Linked DNA regions of Homo sapiens: region 2 is linked to region 1. A link is an interaction called in ENCODE POLR2A ChIA-PET data of the cell type or tissue named here. Cell type or tissue: MCF 10A. All regions are shown on one strand. Each heading gives the region's core, and the rest is flanking DNA. Links, peaks and the distances in the headings are about the cores only.

Region 1 (2,921 bases), core at 164-2,663:
GTAGTTTTTTCCAATTCTGTGAAGAAAGTCATTGGTAGCTTGATGGGGATGGCATTGAATCTATAAATTACCTTGGGCAGTATGGCCATTTTCAAGATATTGATTCTTCCTACCCATGAGCATGGAATGTTCTTCCATTTGTTTGTATCCTCTTTTATTTCATTGAGCAGTGGTTTGTAGTTCTCCTTGAAGAGGTCCTTCACGTCCCTTGTAGTTGGATTCCTAAGTATTTTATTCTCTTTGAAGCAATTGTGAATGGGAGTTCACTCATGATTTGGCTCTCTGTTTGTCTGTTATTGGTGTATAAGAATGCTTGTGATTTTTGCACATTGATTTTGTATCCTGAGGCTTTGCTGAAGTTGCTTATCAGCTTAAGGAGATTTTGGGCTGAGACAGTGGGGTTTTCTAGATATACAATCATGTCATCTGCAAACAGGGACAATTTGACTTCCTCTTTTCCTAATTGAACACCCTTTATTTCCTTCTCCTGCCTAATTGCCCTGGCCAGAACTTCCAACACTATGTTGAATAGGAGTCACCACTGCCACTTTCTTTTCCTTTTGAGACAGTCTCCCTCCCTTGCCCAGGCTGGAGCGCAGTGGCGTGATCTCAGCTCACTGCAGCCTCTGCTTCCCAGGTTCAAGTAATTCTTGTGCCTCAGCCTCCTGAGTAGCTGGGATTACAGGCACATGCCACCACACTCAGCTAATTTCTGTATTTTTAGAAGAGATGGGGTTTCATCATGTTGGCCAGGCTGGTCTCAAACTCCTGACCTCAGGTGATCCACCCACCTCAGCCTCCCAAAGTGCTGGGATTACAGGCATGAGCCACCATGCCCAGCCTCACCACTGCCACTTTCTACCACCTTGGTCCAGGTCACCATCATCTCTCAATAGATTACTGTAATAGCCTCTTGAGTGGTCTCCCTGCCTCTGCCCTTGTCTCCATGCAAACTATTCTCAACATGGCAGCTAGAGTGATACTGTTAAAATGTAAGTCAGAAAACGTCATTCTCCTACTCAAAACCTCCAATGGCTCCCCATTTTACTTAAAGCCAAAGTCCTTACACAGTTTGGCCTGCCCACTACCTCTCTGATTTCATCTTATTACCCTTCCCGTTTGCTCACTTTGATCCATCCATTGGCCTTCGTGTTCTTTGAACACACCATGCATGTTTCTGTTTTATTGTCTATCTCCTCCCACCCCTACTAAAACATAAGCTCCATGAGTGCAGAGGTTTTTGTCACTTTTATTTACTGTTGAATCCTCAACACCTAGTGTAGTATTTGGTTAACAGTAAGCAGCTGATGAATATTTGCTGAGAAAACTGAGAATGCACCTGACCTATAGCTCTTTGCAGGATATTTTGACTATTCTAAAGGAGAAAGCATTTGAACCCTGGATGCATATTCCAAAAAAGTGACCCAGGAGTAGCACTTATCAAACACAGATGATAAAAAGGCTGCCAGTAAGTTTCAGGGGTCCCACATTTAATGAGCTAAATTGCTAAAAATAGATACCACTTCAGCCAGAAGTTTTTAAATGTTGGATCACAATATTACAAGAATTGAGAAAAATAAAATGTTCTCCATGCCAAATTTCTAACTACAAATCAAAATGATGGTGAAAGTTTTTCAGTTATGTCCAGAAGCTGAAGAGGATCCTGTAGGAAGTGTAACTGAAGGATGGTAGCTTTAGAACCTATGACTCATGCCACGCTTGCTCAAGTGATCAAGAAAATGCTAGATTATAAGCTACTATTATTATAAAAATACTCAGGCTAATAATTATCATTGGGGAGAATGAGGAGAAGAAGGAAGATTAAGAGAAAGAGAAGGAAAAGAAAGAAAATTTGTTTTATAAAGAACAATAATGGCAGACAGAAAATGAAACAATAAAGTACCTGCCTATAGAAACACCATTGGTATTACAAACCAATGCCATTATTTAGCCTGCCACTTGCCAGACCAATACCCATTTTTCAACTCCAGCTGCAATTGGGAAAGTTCATATCAAAAACTGAGAGACTAGCCTATGGGACTACACCCAGAACCATCCCAAGAAATGGTCAATTATTATATATATTTAACCTGCCAACAAGACAGACTCCTACACAAATACCCCAACAAGGAAAAGTCAATCCTAGACATAATATGATCTTCCATCTCCCAAAACTGAGGAGCTTACTGTCTGAATTGGGGAACAGACCCATAAGGAACTAATATTGGCTGGGCACGGTGATTCACGCCTGTAATCCCAGCACTTTGGGAGGCTGAGGCGGGCGGATCACCTGAGATTAGGAGTTCGAGACCAGCCTGGCCAACATGGTGAAACCCTGTCTCTACTAAAAATACAAAAAGTTAGCTGGGCGTGGTGGTGCATGCCTGTAGTCCCAGCTACTCGGGAGGCTGAGGCATGAGAATCACTTGAACCCAGGAGGTGGAGGTTGCAGTGAGCCGTGATCACGACACTGCACTCCAGCCTGGGTGACAGAGAGAGACTCCATCTCAGAAAAAATAAAATAAAATAAAATAAAAAACAAATATCATGTTGTAGTTTGAGAACTACAGACTTTAGAATCAGATATAACTGAGTTCGATCTGCTAGCACAGTGACCTTGGGAAAGTTTATCCTTGTCTCAGGTTCAGTTTCCCTATATGTAAAACAGTAGTTAACAATACCTACCTCATAGGGATGTTTTGAAAATTAAATGAGATCATGTATATTAAGTACCTAACACATAGGCAGTGCAAATAAATAATGGCTTGGGTTATTACTATTAATCTAATACGGTAAGAATAACAAATATCTAACAAGATACTATAAGAATACATATGATGACTCAATTTTATGTGCCTGAGCCCTAGTAGAGGAATCAAATGGAAAGCTTCATAAAAGAGAAAGTAACCAAATAAAAGGAA
Region 2 (2,921 bases), core at 260-2,759, 150 kb before region 1:
GATCCTTGCTGAATCTTTTTATATCCTAATGGGAATTAACCTCCACATAAAAGACGACTGGTTAAAAAAGAAAGGAAAAGCTGGGGCCCAAAGAGGGATCCCTGGGAGCTCGGACCAGGGCCAGAGCTCTTCTCAGAGCACAAATCTGGCTGTTTTCTAAAAAGACAGTTTTGATACGTGGAGCCTTTTTCCACAATATTGTAAGAGATGCTGGCTTGGCTGTGACTGGAGGTGACTCACACCTGCTCTTTGTAGAGAGCATAACACTGTTCCTGCAAAAGGAAAGCTCATGCCAGGTCACTGGTACCCGCAGACAAGTCTGTTCCTCTTTAAGAGATTCTTAAAGGATTAAAGAGCACGCAGTGCAAAGGCTTTGGATGTGCTGAGTTGCACGTAGCTGAACTAGAGGCTTCAATAATGTGGACAGAGTGCAAGACCAGAAATTGGAAAATGTTACAGTGGTCTCAGCTCCTCCATTTGTCAGCTATGTGTCCTTGGTCAAGCCACTTCCCAACCATGGGCTTCTGTTTTCTCAATTAAAAAATGTTGACTAAATTGGGTTTATTACTAATCTTTGCGCTTCTACAGATTATTTCTGAAACTCTTATCATGTTCCAATTTCTGCTTGTCCACTGTGATATAATAAAAAATAAATAAACCTCTGGCCTTTGTCCCTGGCTCCTGGTGTACAGCTCCTAAACCCTTAGAATCTTTGGGGTGATGAGAGTTTCTTTTGTATGCTAATGAAAGACTGCTGGTGGGGTCCCCTAGGTAGCTTCAGGATGGGGGCTGGTTGCCAGAAAGACCAAGGATGATCGGAGGTTTGGAAATTCCAGCCTCCCTCTCTACCCTCAGACCTCGAGGGAGAGGAAAGGAGCTAGAGATTGAGCTAATCACCAACAACCATTGATTTAATCAATCATGCTTAAGTGACAAGGCATCCATAAAAACCCTGAAGTGATGGGGTTTGGAGAGCTGGAGGTGGTGACCACACAGAGGCGCTGGAAGGGTGGTACACTCCAATAGGGCACAGAAGCTCCACACCCCTTCCCTATACCTCGCCCTGTGTTCTACCTCTCTCCCATTTGGCTGTTCTTGAGTCATATCCTGTATAATAAGCCAGTAATAGTAAAGCACCTTCCTGATTTTATGAGTCATTATAGCAAATTATCAAACCTGAAGAAGGGGTCACAGGAACCCCCAATTTATAAGCGGTTGGTCAGAAGTGCAGGTGGAAACCTGGGACCTGTAACTACCCTCTGAAGTTGGGTGAGGAGAGCGCAATCACCTGGTGACCACTGAAGAGGCCCCAGAGACAAAAACTCCTCAACTGAGGAATTTAGAAGGAAACGAAGACCACCTGGTGACTATCAGGCAGGCCATCCAGAGGCAAAACTCCGTATCTGGGGAAATGAGAAGTAATTAGACTTCCCTATTATCTAAAGCAGGCACTGGTACCAGGTCTTTCCCCGCCAAAATTTATAAGTAACTAGAATTCCTATACATCTCCGGAATGCTATGCCGAAACTCATTGTGCAACCCTTGCTGACATCAGGGCACAAAAATGTCTACATATGTAAGCATTTATCATGACCTATGTGGCTAACATGGTCCAAATTATCCTTAAGCTCCCACTTTAAGGTCCATAAATGCTCCTAAGGAAAAAATCCACTGTGGCACGCTCAGTCCTCTCACTGAGGCACCAAGTTGCACTCATCTTTTTATGAATTTTATTATTATTTATTTTTGAGATGGAGTCTTGCTCTGTGGCCTAGGCTAGAGTGCAGTGGCACGATCTCAGCTCACTGCAACCTCTGCCTCCTGGGTTCAAGCAATTCTCGTGCCTCAGCCTCCCAAGTTGCTGAGAATTACAGGCGCCCACCACCACACCCAGCTAATTTTTATATTTTTAATAGAGTCGGGGTTTCGCCACACTGGCCAGACTGGTCTCAAACTCCTGACCTCATGTGATCCACCCACCCTGGCCTCCCAAAGTGCTGGGATTACAGGTGTGAGCCACCATGACTGGCCTCCATTGCAGTCTTCTGCGGAGTTTTTTCTAACAGACTTTACTTTTCAAACCTATACTATTGTCAGTAATTCTTCTTACCAACCCACAAGTCCACCACTTCTCAATGCCGGGGCTCTGACGCCTCGCCCAGCATGGGTGACAGTTTTATAGGACTGAGCCCTTCACCTGTGGGGTCTGTGCCAACTCTAAGTACTTAATGTTTGGATTGAATTGAATTGCAGGACACCCAGTTGACGTCTAAAGAGTTGTTAAATTAGTTGGTGTGAAAAATTAAGGGAAATCCCACACATTTGGTGTCAGACATGTTGTGATTAAAAAACGTTCATGTCCATGGCCTCTTCTTATCTCTTTTCAGAACAGTACAGCAGTAACTATACGGAATAGACAGTTTTTCCCTTCTCTCCTCACTGTTTCTCCTGTGTCCATTACCAAATGTGGAAAATCCAAGGACTCCCAAGTGACTCTCCCTTTGTACTTCCTGGGGACCAGGATCCTGGGCTAGTACTTTGGGCCAGGCTCAGCAGGTGTCTAAGGGATTTTAACACAGCGTTGACAAATGGTTCCCACAATCCAAGTTTATGGAGAGACTGAAGTAGACATCAGGCACTGACAGAAATGAAAACTGTGTACAACTGATCATTAGGGATATGAAAATCAAAACCATAATGAGATTCCATCTCACACCAGTGAAAACAACTATTACTAAAAAGTCAAAAAATACAGATGCTGGTGAGGTTGTAAGAAAAGAGAACACTTATACACTGTTAATGGGAGTATAAATTAGTTCAACCATTGTGAAAAGTAGTATGGCAATTCCTCAAAGAGCTAAAAGCAGAACTACCATTTGGCCTAACAATCCCATTACTGGGTATACACCTAGAGAAATATA

Evidence for each region. Peaks named below come from ENCODE experiments on the same cell type or tissue, not always from the same donor. Only the 100,000 strongest peaks of a DNase experiment are listed, where the experiment ranks them.
Region 2: POLR2A ChIA-PET joins it to region 1 with 5 read pairs; 3 of 35 experiments call an interaction of 5 or more read pairs at or near these places.

The regions. Positions count from the first base shown.
Region 1 is chr9:108,987,542-108,990,462 of GRCh38, forward strand. All of the region lies in intron 4 of CTNNAL1 (catenin alpha like 1), which reads right to left. All of the region lies in intron 1 of LOC105376216 (a long non-coding RNA gene), which reads left to right. Among named protein-coding and RNA genes, the nearest start is that of CTNNAL1, 24 kb to the right of the region's middle. In MCF 10A, for the core only: no CTCF peak of the experiment used is centred there; no DNase peak of the experiment used is centred there.
Region 2 is chr9:108,836,675-108,839,595 of GRCh38, forward strand. No RefSeq gene overlaps it. Among named protein-coding and RNA genes, the nearest start is that of ACTL7B, 18 kb to the right of the region's middle. In MCF 10A, for the core only: no CTCF peak of the experiment used is centred there; DNase peaks (open chromatin) are centred at 267, 1,067 and 1,537.